Linked DNA regions of Homo sapiens: region 1 is linked to region 2. The links are chromatin contacts, found by Hi-C or POLR2A ChIA-PET in ENCODE. All regions are on one chromosome and are shown on one strand. The core of a region is the stretch at or near the end of the contact, and the rest is flanking DNA. Distances in the headings are between cores, read along the strand shown.

Region 1 (7,253 bases), core at 4,407-6,906, 320 kb after region 2:
TCTCTGAGAACATCTTGTTTTGTAAATTTGACTTTGTAACAATATGAATATTTTTATGATTATACACCAAAATAAAAAAGTAATTTCCAAAGTTTATTGAAAAAAACAAAATAAAACAAATGAACTTCGCTGTGTATTGACTTTGTAGTATGGTAACATATGGTTTCACAGTATTTCAAGTGACTTTAAAACATGGTACCTTGCCTACCCTCAGTAGGATAAACCCTAAAAACAAAAAGAATGGCAAAAAAAAAAATACTTTAAACTCCTTTCAGGGATCTTGTCTGTGGTGGTAGAGTTGATGTGGTCATTCCTAGACAATTATATCTGTAATGTGAAATGAAGCAAGTGAGTAATTACATTGAGAACCAGAATGTTCAGTGTTGCTGAGAGGAGATGCGAATGTAAGATCTATGAGGTTAAATAAACACTCTGTTGCTCCGAACTTGATTTGGCAATATCAAGCTACACTCATGATGTAATTTCTTTCTGTCTTAAAAACATTTCCTTATTTTTGTCTAGGCTACAGGACTAGAGACAATGAATAATCCTTCAGCAATGAAGACTCTCACTGTCCATATTGTGCTAAAAAAAAAAAAAAAACCCACAAACAAAACACACAATCTAGAGATCCTTGAAAAAATGGCTGATTTCAGAATTGAGGTAGAAATTGTAGAAGATAAGCTTGAAATATGTTATCCTACCAGAAAGCAGGCAAGCCAGCAAGCACTATGGGATCATGTCACAAAGACTCAGGAGCCTGTAGTCTATATAACAAGCCTGTAGTCTCATTACAATTAGTTGTAATAAGAATAATTAGACTAGGTGTGGTGGCTCATGCCTGTAATCCCAACAATTTGGGAGCCCAAGGCAGGAGGATCACTTGAGTCTGGGGGTTCAAGACCAGCCTAGGCAATGTAGTGAGACCCCAATTCTACAAAAATAAAAAAAAAATTAGCCCAGGATGGTGGCATGCAGCTGTGGTCCCAGCTACTTGAAAGGCTGAGGCAGGAAGCTCACTTGAGCCTGACAGGTCAAGGCTGCAGTGAGCCATGATTGGGCCACGGTACTCTATGCTGGGCAGCAGAGTAAGACCCTGTCTCAAAAACAAACAAACAAACAAACAAACAAACATCACTGCATTGGAATCCCATTAGTTGTCTAATGATACTAAAACACACACACACATCAGTCATATTTAGAAAATATCAGGGGACCAATTCACTATTTTTGGAAGTATAAACAAAGAGAAAGGGTATAACATGTATCCTGATTTTTCTGTATAAAATATACTGCATATCAGGGGTTGGAGAACCAGAGCTTGAGAGTCAAATTGGGCCTGCTGCTCTGTTTTTGTGAATAAAGTTTTATTGGAACACAGTGGGTTTGTCTGTGGCCTCTCTCACACTATGGCAGTAGAGCTAAGTAGTTGCCAAAAAGACCATATGGCCCAGAAAGCCAAACATATTTATCATTGGGCCCTAATGTAGGTTGAACCCTGCCTTAGGGTATCTATATATTTGACGAGGGGAGCTATCCTTTTTTAAAAAATAATTTTTATTTTTAATTTTTGTGGGCACATAGTAGGCATATATATTTATCGGGTACATGAGATATTTTGATATAAAGGGAGCTATCTTTTAATAGCTGTATTGAAGATAATAAATAAAAAAGGAGTGATAGAATATCACCAGCTTGCAACTATTAATACAAATAGGGGAACAAATTAATAATTATAAATGGTTGCTAATATTATTGAAGAGAGACAACCAGATACTAAAGGCTTTCTGATAGAATTGCATGATACCACCTGCATTAGTCCGTTTTCATGCTGCTGATAAAGACATACCTGAAACTGGCAATTTATAAAAGAAAGAGGTTTAATTGAGCTTACAGTTCCACATCGCTGGGGAAGCCTCACAATCATGGTGGAAGGCAAGGAGGAGCAAATCATGTCTTACATGGATGGCAGTAGGCAAAGAGAAGCCTTGTGCAGGGAAACTCCCCCTTATAAAACCATCAAATCTCATGAGACTTATTCACTATCATGAGAACAGCATGGGAAAGACCTGCCCCCATGATTCAATGACCTACCACCAGATCCTTCCCACAGCACATGGGAATTCAAGAAGAGATTTGGGTGGGGACACAGCCAAACCATATCACCACTTATGAAATATTCTTGCAAAAACAAAAACAAAAAAAAATCAAATCTAAATCAGGTCAGACTTTTATATCTAACTACCAATCTACAGGAAATCCAGGGGACAGAAGAATCTCTTGACTAGCAACACAGGCAATCAGCAAAGTCTCGGATGGTGGGAAACTATGGGACAAACAACCGGGTTTCTTCCACAAATATATTGTAAGGAAAAGAGAATGCAGTGGTGGGATGGGGAGGAGCTTATGGATTAAGACAGAAAGAAAGCAACATTGTGGGCAATTGCAATTTATGGCTGTTTCTTATTTTCTGATTACAACACAAATACTCTGATAAAACATTTGTAAGTGGGGAAATTAAACACATTCTAGATATTTGATAACATCACAGAATTATTGTTAAATTTTAGATGTGATAGTTGTATTATGGCTGTGTTTAAAAGAGTTCTTGTCTTTTACAGATGCATACTGGAATATTTATGAACAATAAAATATCTGGTATTTGCTTCCAAATAATTTGACATAATTGGAAGGAAGTGGGTGGGTATGTCAATGAAGCAGATAAGTTGATAATATTGAAGTTGGCTAATAGTTACATGTAGGGTTGTCATACTATTTTCTCCACTTTTATATATGTATTAGTTTTCTGTGGGTGTTGTAAGAAATAACCACAAACTTGGTGACTTAAAACAAGGTTAAATTTATCTTACAGTTCTGTAGATCAGAAGTCCAACATGAGTCTCATGGTGCTAAAATCATGGTGTCAGTAGGTGTCTTCGTCTGTTCTGTGCTGCTGTAACAATACCTGAGGCTGGGTAATGTATAATGAACAGAAACTTATTTCCAATAGTTTTAGAGATGGTAAAGTCCGAGATCAAGGGGCTGGCATCTGGTGAGGGTCTTCTTGCTGTGTCATCCCATAGCAGAAGTTAGAAGAGCAAGGAAGGGTAAGAGAGAGCAAGAGATCAAACTCAAAGACTCAAGCCCTTTTATAATCAACATTAATCCATTCATGAGGGTGAAGCCCTCATTACCTAAATGCTTAAGGCCTACGTCTTAACACTGTTGCACTGGGGATTAAGTTTCCAACACATGCCTTTTGGGGACATAGTCTAGCGATAGCGGTGGGCAGGGCTGCATTCCTTTCTGGAAGCTCTGGGGAGAATGTTTCCCTGCCTTTTCCAGCTTTTAGAGGCTGCATATTCCTAAACTTGTGACCCTTTCTTTCACCTTCAAAGCCTCAAGGGCAGGTTGAGTCCTTCTTATGCTGCCATCTCTTTGGGTTCTCACCAGCCATGAAATATCCTCTGCTTTAAAAACCTCCTGTGGTTACACTGGGCTCACTGGTTAGTCCAGGATAATCTCCCCATCTCAAGGTCAGATGATTAGCAACCTTAATTTCCCTTTGCCATGTAATCTAACATATTCACAAAGTCTAGGAATTAGGGTGTAGATATCTGTGGCGGATGGAATTATTCTGCCTGCTACATTATATGTTAGGCATTTTCCACAATAGAATGTAGAAAACAATATACAAAAGTTACCTGAGGAAAAGCACACCCTTCATTTTTTTCTTTAGACTGTGTTTATTAATTGTCTGCACAACCAATTAAGTTTAGAGCAAAAGTTGAACATGGTCCATGGTAATAAGGATATTAACTTTGCCCTATTTATGACACCAAGAGGAAAATGCAGATGTTGTAATCTCATCACTATGTAGATTGCATCTAAAGCATTGAATAGAAAGAGGAACCATTATAGGATGATGCTACAGATAAAATTTAGTTTGCCTAATTTATTATCTTGTTTTCAAAGCAAAACTGTAACGTGGTGGTGAATTATATAAAAAGAAGCTAATTGGTAGGAAAAAGTCAATTAAAAATAGCACTTTACCATTATAAAACATTTGTACTCATTCTCATTCAGCTTCACAACAACCCTTCTGTTGGGCAGGATATGTGTACTTTTTTCCTTTTGTAGGTGAAGAAGTTAATTGAGACTCTGGAAGTAAGGATTTGTTTTAACTTTTCTCCGTTAACTGGCAAGATGAGGAGCGGGACCCAGCTCTTTTGATTCCACTGCACCAAATTGCCTTGGTAACCACCAGAGAAACGCTGGGATGTGTTCCGAATACTCTGTTTATTAAGAAAAAGATGGGTGTAACTCCATATTAAATTTTCCATAAACACTAGATACACCAGGTATAAAATTTAAGGTATCCGTTTAATGGTCACTGACATTGGGAATTCTCCCCAGCAGCCCTTCCTGCTCAGCTCTCACATCAACCTATGAACTCTGACTGTGAACTCCCAGTGCAGCTTTTTTATTTCCCAATTAATAGAAATAGCATCACTAAATCCCATAAGTTTCCTTTTCCGTGTACAATAGAAGATGGCGTTTCCCAGCGATGCCTGCAATTAAGCTGAGGCCATGTGACTGGTTCTAACCAATAGGTTGCAAGGAGAGAGTCAGGCGTGGCTTCTGGATTGAAACATGGAAGAGCAAGTGTGAATTCTCCTTACTTTTTTTTTTCCGCCCTTAGTGGTGATTTCTGAGGTCACTTGTTGACATGGTAGAGCCCCAGGTTGGAAGTGGCTTAGGTCTTAGTGAACCACTGAGGTACTATTTAACGCCAGTATCAGAGATGTTAACACCATAATTAAGAGTTAACCAATTATGAAACAGCGTGTGTTTCCGCTACAAAATCTGAGACTCTCGTAGCGGGCAGGGGTGTGTATTCAAGTTAATATTTCTTTGTTCTACAGTCTGACATCAATATATCTTATTTTCTTATTAAGGATTCTTATTGCCATTAAAGAAAAAAATTGCTTGGCAAAGATGAAAATAAATAGAGACTAAGCAATATTTGTAGCTTGTGAGAATTATAAAGACAGGACAAAATAATAATATAACTGGATGAGAAAGATAAGAGTGCGTGTTAGAGATTTGCGCTGTCATGGGCAGTTATGCCTCTTTAGGCGAGCAAATTGTGCTTGTTGCAGTGAGATTGGTGAGATGTAGGCCCGTTCTGACTGTGGATGGCAGCATGGCTTTCCACCCCAGCCAGACACAAAGGGCACAAGGTGGGGCAGGTGACCTACAGCCCTTGGACTGTGTCACTCTAGGGAACCTCTGCTCAGTCAGCCGTTCAGTTTACAAACCTTAGATTAAGACCTTTGAAAACAAGTTGAATGGTAAGGAAGTTTTCTCCCAGCAACAATGCAATAAACTGAAATTAAAATAGATAATCTAACATCTTATGTTTGTGTACTGTTAATGATTTACAAAGCATTTTTTCTTTTTGTGCCTCAGGATTACTCTGAGAGGTGGTGGGCAGAGCGATTAAACCCCCATTTCCTGGGAGGGTGCGTAGGATTCGCCTTCATGTCCCTTCCTGGCTTTACTTAGCACTCCACACTCTTTTCCTTGTTTGTTCATTTACACATAACGCTTTGGCAAATTGTTCTCCACGCAGAGTGTGTTAAGCTCAGTTCGTAACTCATGAACTCCTGTAGATTCCCCAGCTGCCCTTGCAATTAGTTTGGGACCAACTCCTACTGGCCGTTGACTTAAGATAGAAGGCAATTAAAAGCCACTGTGCCCTGTCCAACCTTTTCCCCGCTGAGCTGACCTTGGAGGCTGTGTATTCCAGTTGACAGTGTAGCCCACGGCCTCCATCGGCCTTAGGAATCAGAAATTAGCCTTTCCTGTGTGAAGACACTGACATTTCAGGGTTTATTCTGTGGTTTCATCATAACACATCCTATCCTGATTAATAAAATTACTTACTCTCCACACCTTCTAAGTGTATCATTAAGAGATGTTTCTAAGAATCCTTAGAAATTGGGGCTCTGAAATTGGAATGCGGAAACACTCCAGAACACAATCAGTATCATTTCCACTTTTAACTTTACATGAATTTTCCCATAGGCAGAATTTTATTTATTTTTTTATCAAAATCATACATTTACATAGTGTAAAATGTTACTAGTGCTATCAGGCTTATGAGTACTGACAGCAGCAGCTCTCTGCCCCAGCCCTTCTCTCCCAGGTCTGATTCCTTTCTGCGGTTTCCCCCGGCATTTATGTCTATATTTGTAAATAATACACTTATCCTGCTGTGTCATGTTCTATTGTTTCAGATGTTTTCTATTGACTTTCCACTACTGCAGATGAGGATTCAGCCACCTTTTCCCCCTCACCACCACTGCGCCTCCCCCATCTTCTCATTATATCACAATTTTTGGCTAAATCTGAATTTACTATTTATTATTTATAACCATGTAAATATTGCTGACTGCTAGGACAAGTAGTGTGCTTTGATTACATATATTTTTTTTTCTGTGAAAGTTCCTCTTTATTTTTTATTTGCTTAGCTTGTGTATCAGTAATGCTTCCCCCTTCATTCAAGCACCGTCAGTTCTAGTTTCCACATGGCTGAAGGTCATGGATCATTTTCTGATTGGAGCCTGTGCTCATGGCACTTGCTCTTCCTCCCACAGTTGGATCTGGCTGGGTTGCTCCCCAGCTGCCATCCCAGATCTCATTTCCTGGAGTCCATGTCTACCTTCTTTTGGTTTATACTCTTTTGTGAATGGAGCACACCCTTTTGGAGTTTCCAGAGAAAAGGTGCATGACAGGTGAAACTTTTGATATCTTGCTAATGTGAAAATGTTTGCTGATATTGCTGTGAATAGCTTGACAGTTTGGATTTGGAAATGGAGTAGAAAATAATTTCCTTCCCAGTCCATCTCTGGAAGCACACACTGGGAGTGGTTGCCCTTGAGGAGGAAAACAGCTTAGGGATGGAGCGAGACTTACTTCACTATATAACTTTTTGTACTATTCAACTTTTAGAAACCATTTGTAGACACTGCTTTACGAAACTTAAATAGACATTAGTAAACAGAAATCATGAGCAATATGGAGAATATACTGCCCCCAGTTTACCATGTGCTGCATTGTATTTAATATTTAGTCCTATGAGCAATGCATTTATTGCCATGCAAGAATTTTAGCATTGAAAGGGTTTTCTATAGACCAGAAATGGTGCAAGCCCAAACATGATCATAATTGCATGTTATAATGGAAAT
Region 2 (6,826 bases), core at 42-2,541:
TTCTTTCACCTCAGTCTCCCCAAGTAGCTGAGATTACAGGTGCCCACTAACCTGCCGGCTAAGTTTTGTATTTTTAGTAGAGACAGGGTTTCACCATGTTGGCCAGGCTGGTCTTGAACTCCTGACCTCAGGTGATCTGCCCGACTCAGCCTCCTAAAGTGTTGGGATTACAGGCATAAGCCACTGTGCCCAGCCAGAACTGGAACTCTCGTACACTGTTAGTCACTGCTAGAAGGAATGTAAAATAGTATAACTGGCCAGGCATGGTGGCTCCTGCCTGTAATCCCAGCACTTTGAGTCCGAGGCAGGTGGATCACGAGGTCAAGAGATCAAGACCGTCCTGGCCAACATGGTGAAACCCCATCTCTACTAAAAATACAAAAATTACAAAAATACAAAAATTATCTCTCCGAGTCCCATCTACTAGAGAGGCTGAGGCTGGAGAATCACTTGAACCTGGGAGGTGGAGGTTGCAGTGAGCCGAGATCGCACCACTGCACTCCACCCTGGCGACAGAGTGAGACTCCGTCTCAAAAAAAAAGGTATAACTATGTTATACTACTTTGCAAAACAGTTTCTCAAAATACTTTTTTTTTAGGGATGGGGTCTCACTATGTTGCCGAGGCTGGTCACCAACTCCTCAGCTCTAGTAATCCTCTCACTGCAGCCTCCCAAGTACTGGGACTACAGGCACATCCACTGCTCTGGCTCATAAACCTTTTTTTTTTTCCTTTTTTTTTTTTTTTATAGGCAGGAGAACTGTATCTTCAAAAATGTCAATATAATAAAAAACAAAGAAAAGATATGGAAATGTTTCAGATTAAAGGAGGCCAAAGAGACATGTAAATTAAATAAAATACCTGACCCTGGATCTTTTTTTTGTTTTTGAGATGGAGTTTCGCTGTCGTTGTCTAGGCTGGAGTGCAATGGCTCGATATCAGCTCACTGCAACCTCCGCCTCCTGGGTTCAAGCGAGTCTCCTGCCTCAGCCTCCCATGTAGCTGGGATTACAGATGTCCACCACCATGCCCAGCTCATTTTTGTATTTGTCATAGAGACGGGGTTTCACCGTGTTGGCCAGGCTGGTCTCGAACTCCTGACCTCAGGTGATCCACACGCCTTGACCTCCCAAAGTGCTGGGATTACAGACATGAGCCACCACGCCTGGCCAACCCTAGATCTTATACTGAAGGAGAAAAATGCTACAAAGGAAATTATGCAGTCAGTTGACAAAATTGGAACACAAATAGCAGATTAAAGTATTGTATTAATGTTAACATTACAGAAGTTGACAAATTATGTAAGAGGCCGGGCGAAGTGACTCACACCTGTAATCCCAGCACTTTGGGAGGCTGAGGTGGGTGAATCACCTGAGGTCAGGAGTTTGAGACCAGCCTTGCCAACATGGTGTAACCCCGTCTCTACTAAAAATACAAAAATTAGCTGGGAGTGGTGGCGCATGCCTGTAACCCCAGCTACTCGGAGGCTGAGGCAGGAGAATCACTTGAACCTGGGAGACAGAGGTTGTAGTGAGCCAAGATTGCGCCACTGCACTCCAGCCTGGGTGACAGAGCAAGACCTTGTCTCCAAAAAAAATGTAAGAGTACATTGTTAGTGACACACACACACACACACACACACACACACACACAGAGAGAGAGAGAAAGAATGAGAGAGCGAGAAGGAGAAAAGAATGAGAGAGAGAGAGAAACAGAGAACAAGTCCCCAAAGAACCTTGGTCAACCCAGCTCTCCCCTTCTTGCTTGCGGTTCCCAGGCAGAATGTACCAAGATTGCAACATCCTGAGATAAAGAGGAACAACCCAGGCTCTCTCCACGATCCTCCTAGAACAGATGTCCTGCAACACTTGTGATCAGTTAAGTCAAGTCCTGGCCAGAGTATAAAACCCAGAGTTGGGGGGTGGTGTGCTTTCTGAGTCCCTCAGCTGCAGTGTGAAGTGGAGCTCGTGCAGATGAGACTTCCTCTGTCCTATGCACCTTTCTTGAGGCTTGGGGACCAGCTCACCGTGGATCCTAGGCTTCTGTTGGCTTTTGCCGCCTTTCTGGGAGTAATAAAGTTGCTTTGCCTTACTTGTGTAAGTGTTCTATCTCCCTGGACTTATACTCGGACAGCTGGGTTTGTGCAAAATCTCCTAGCAAATGCAGGAATCTTAGCAGAAATTAACGAGGTGTTTAGAGCCCTCCCTTGGGATTGGTAATCAGTGTGTGATGTTTCTCTCTCAGTGATTGACACTGGTGTATGGTATTCTGCTTAACAGAGGGAGAGAAAGAACATGAAGGAGCAAATGAAGTAAAATGAACTAGGTTAATCTAAATTAAGGATTTTTTTTTTTTTTTTTGAGACAAGGTCTTGCTATGTTGCCTAGGTTGGTCTTGAACTCCTGGCCTCAAGCGATCCTCTCACCTTAGCTTCCCAAAGTGCTTGGATTATAGGTGTGAACCACCAGCTCTGCCTACATTGAATGTTCTTGACACCATTTTTATTTTTTGCAACTTTTCTTTCTTTCTTTCCATTTTGGGACAGAGTCTTGCTCTGTCACCCAGGCTGGAGTGCAGTGGTGCAATCACAACTTATTGCAGCCTTGAGCTCCTGGGCTCAAGCAATCCTCCCACCTCAGCTTCCCAAGTAGCTGGGACTACAGGTGTGCACCACCATGCCTGGCTAATTAAGAAAAAAGAATATTTTTTAGAGACAGGGTCTCTCTCTCTATGCTGCTCAGTCTGATCTCAAACTCCTGGGCTCAAGTGATTCTCCTGGCTTCACCTCCCAAGGTGCTGGAATTACAGGCTTGAGCCACTGTGCCTGGCCACAACTTTTCTACAAATTTGAAACTATTTTAAAATAAAAACTTTCAATATTTTAATTATTTTTAAAACGAAGATGGCATGGCATAAAATAAAAACAAATTTAAAAAGCAAACGAAAGTTTATTTAGAGATAAATTTCTGGGCATAGTGCTAAGCCTGTGAAAATTTATGGTCTAAATAAAGTTGGCTGCACTAATAACCATAAGATTAATTTTTAACCTATTGAACTTTACCTAATCAGAAGGCCTTGGTGTAAAATACGGACTAAAATAAAAACATATTAAAGGTTATCTGGGGCCGGATGTGGTGGCTCATGCCTGTAATCCCAACACTTTGGGAGGCCGAGGTGGGTGGATGACTTGAGGTCAGGAGTTCGAGACCAGCCTGGCCAACATGGTGAAACCCCATCTCTACTAAAAATACAAAAATTAACAGGGCATGGTGGTACGTGCCTGTAATCCCAGCTACTTGGAAGGCTGAGAGGCAGGAGAATTACTTGAACCTGGGAGGCGAAAGTTGCAGTGAGCCAAGATTGTGTCACTGCACTCCAGCCTGGGCAACAGAGCGAGATTCCATCTCAAAAAATAAAAAATAAATAAAGGTTATCTGGTTTTAGCAATATTTTTCAAACTGAGGTGAAATTCATAGAAGATACAATTAGCCATTTTAAAGCATATAATTCAATGTCGCACAACACCATCTAGCAATATAAATAGTGCTGCCGTTTAGGATAATTTAATATTTGTATTTTAAAATGTTGCATAAATGCTTGTTCTTAAACTTCTTTTTTTATTTTTTTATTTTTATTTTTATTTTTGAGACAGAGTTTCACTCTTGTTGACCAAGCTGGAGTGCAGTGGCATGATCTCGGCTCACTGCAACTTCTGCCTTCCGGTTTCAAGCAATTCTCCTGTCTCAGCCTCCCAAGCAGCTGGGATAACAGGTGCCCACCACCACGCCCGGCTAATTTTTGTATTTTTAGTAGAGACGGGGTTTCACCGTGCTGGCCAGGCTGGTCTCAAACTCCCGACCTCAGGTGATCGCCCACCTCAGCCTCCCAAAACGCTGGGATTATAGGCGTGAGCCACGGTGCACAGCCTACACTTCCATTTTATAACATTTTACTTTATTTAAAGATTTAAATTCTTGTTCTTTCAAGAACCCTTCTATATGTATAATTTAATTTATTTCTTGGACTCCTTTTATTTTATTCTTTTATACTGTAGAGATGGAGGGTCTTTCTTTTTTTCTTTTTCTTTTTTTTTTTTTGAGATGGAGTCTTGCTCTGTCGCCCAGGCTGGAGTGCAGTGGCACGATCTTGGCTCACTGCAAGCTCCACCTCCCGGGCTCACTCCATTCTCCTGCCTCAGCCTCCCGGGTAGCTGGGACTACAGGCGCCCGCCACCACGCCCGGCTTTTATGTATTTTTTAGTGGAGACGGGGTTTCACTGTGTTAGCCAGGATGGTCTCGATCTCCTGACCTGTGATCCGCCCGCTTCAGCCTCCCAAAGTGCTGGGATTACAGGCGTGAGCCGCCGCGCCCGGCCAAGGTGGGGGTCTTTCTATGTTGCCCAGAGTGGTCTCCAGCTTCTGGCCTCAAGCAGTCCTCCTGCCTTGGCCTCTCAAAGTGTTTGGGCTGCAGGCCTGAGCCACCCCACCTGGCCTGGAATCTTTTGTATTGGTACATAATAGATGTACATATTTTGGGGATCCATTTGATCATTTGATACATTCATATAGTGTTAAAGATTAAAGCAGGTTTATTGAGATATCCATCACCTTAAATATTATCTTTTATACACACTTTTTAAAAACCTCATTAAAATTAGCCAGGTGTGGTGCTGCACACCTGTAGTCCTAGCTACTTGGGAGGCTGAGGTGGGAGGATTGCATGAATCCAGGAGTTCGAGGCTGCAGTGAGCTATAGTGATGCCACTGCACTACAGCCTGAGTGACAAGTCGAGACCCTGTCTCTAGCAAACAACAACAATCAAAAACTAGTTAAGCATAGCAAAATAGTTCATATTACATTCTGTTTTTCTTTCAGATTAGCTATACACACACACAAAGGCTTAAAAATTCAGCTATACTAAAATGCAGTATTCCAAAAGACACCAATTCTTCATTCTTTGTTAGCCATCCTGGATTCTCAAACAGGCTGCCAACATACAGGATGACTGTAGGTGTCTCGCAGCTACTGAGCAATACGATGGCTGTAAAACGCGTGCATGTGAGGAATTGCCTGAGCTTAGTTCCTGCCAGTCAGCTACTGAAACAAACACTGCAGATTTTACTTGATTCGCTCTGAATACTGATGCTTCCTAGTTCCTGGGGGAAAGATGGTCAGTCTGCTCTGTAATTCAACCTGTGTGTAATCATCAATATGATCATCATTATTGTCATCTAGTAAAACCAAGTGGATAATGCTAAGAATAGGGAAAGTTTCAGTTCCCACTAAATTCCTTCTCTCTTTGTCGACTCTGTTTTCATAGGTTTTAGAATGAGTTGAGGCAAGCTCATTTTCACCTTGCATTTCAGTGCTGCCTTCTGGATGTGCTCTCTTGAATCTGCCTTGCGTTTGCTGCCCTCAGTAACTGACCCTGCTTCCCTCAGTTCTGATCACACTGCTGGTCAGTGCTGATGTTCCTTTGAGTCTCTGACTGAGATGTAGTCTCCCTGAAGAGACTTCAGCTCTCCAAACTCAGTCATGATTGGTTTAAAATTGATATAAAAGCCACCGATGAAGGGCTTGTTAGCCTGGCTCTCTGAAGTCCGACGAAGAAAGATTGTTGGCCAGGTGCGGTGGCTCACACCTATAATCCCAGCACTTTGGGAAGCCGAAGCGGGCAGATCGCCTGAAGTCAGGAGTTCGAGACCAGCCTGGCCAATATGGTGAAACCCTGTCTCTACAAAAATACAAAAATGAGCTGGGTGTGTTGGTGTGTGCCTGTAATCCCAGCTACTCAGGAGGCTGAGGCAGGAGAATCGCTTGAACCCGGGAAGCAGAGGTTTCAGTGAGCCGATACCAAGCCATTGCACTCCAGCCTGGGCAACAAGAGCGAAACTCCATCTCAAAAAAAAAAAAAAAAAAGAAAAAAAGAAAAAAAAGAAAGATTATTATGACAGAAGTCCTGGTACTTGTCTGCTCTGAACAAGAAGTGGTTTGACAAAAGCCCCCGCTGCTGCTTTCATTGGTATTTGCATTTTCTGACAGTTTTGCTCTGGGCTCAGATCCATTTGTAACACTGTCCCAATCTCTATCCCCTCCCCTCCACTTCTGTCCCCTCCCCTGCCCTCCACTTCCCTTTCCCCTCCCCCCCTTTTTTTTTGACAGGGTCTTGCTCTGTCACCCAGACTGGAGTGCAGTGGCGTGATCTTGGCTCACTGCAGCCTCCGTCTCCAAAGCTGAAATGATTTTCTCTCTTCAGCCTCCTGAGTAGCTGGGACTATAGACATGTGCCACCATGTCCAGCTAATTTTTGTATGTTTTGTAGACATGGGGGTCTCACTATGTTGCCCAGGCTGGTCTAGAGCTCCTGAACTCAAGTGATCCTCCTGCCTCGGCCTCCCAAAGTGTTAGGATTACAGGTGTGAGCCACTGTGCCCGGTCCCAATTTCTATTTTCTACAGGGTGATTTTTTTTTTTTTAACTTGACAGTCTAGTGTGATAGTTGGATGGTGTTGGTAGCAGTTTGGACCTGCTGTATTCTTTTTCTTCTTCCACTGCTTTACTTGACTCAAGTCTTGAATTAAGGAATGAAACTTTTCTGTGTTCTCTGTCTCTTAAGAAGAAAGAGCTATAGCTGTTCTCCTGATAGACCTTCTAAAGTCTGTGTAAAGATCTTTTTTCCCTCTGTGAATTATATTCCTCAGAATAAGCAGTATAGTTGTTTCTGAATTGGTAAACAACTTTTATTATTTTATTTTCTTGAGACAGGGTCTTGCTCTGTTGCCCAGGCTGGAGTATAGTGGTGCAATCACAGCTCACTGCAACCTCAA

Evidence for each region. A loop is a pair of places that touch in the nucleus more often than their neighbours do. ChIA-PET counts read pairs that join two places held with the same protein, here RNA polymerase II (POLR2A).
Region 1: a map with no recorded cell type shows a loop between it and region 2 (18-fold over the local background). The contact joins two enhancer-like sites. A Hi-C loop is called at or near these places in 1 of 37 single-sample maps with no recorded cell type. POLR2A ChIA-PET finds 5 or more read pairs at or near these places in 1 of 52 experiments (WTC11).

Annotation. Positions count from the first base shown.
Region 1 is chr21:39,681,600-39,688,852 of GRCh38, forward strand. No RefSeq gene overlaps it. Among named protein-coding and RNA genes, the nearest start is that of IGSF5, 60 kb to the right of the region's middle. Within about 2 kb of position 5,657, at least 3 of the 41 ENCODE cell types and tissues checked have a DNase peak (open chromatin) inside an H3K27ac peak, as active enhancers do.
Region 2 is chr21:39,368,805-39,375,630 of GRCh38, forward strand. LOC105372804 (a long non-coding RNA gene) reads left to right here. Exons shown (of 3, transcript XR_937717.2): 3 at 1,777-2,090. It also overlaps the pseudogene RNF6P1. Among named protein-coding and RNA genes, the nearest start is that of GET1, 8.1 kb to the right of the region's middle. Within about 2 kb of position 1,292, at least 3 of the 41 ENCODE cell types and tissues checked have a DNase peak (open chromatin) inside an H3K27ac peak, as active enhancers do.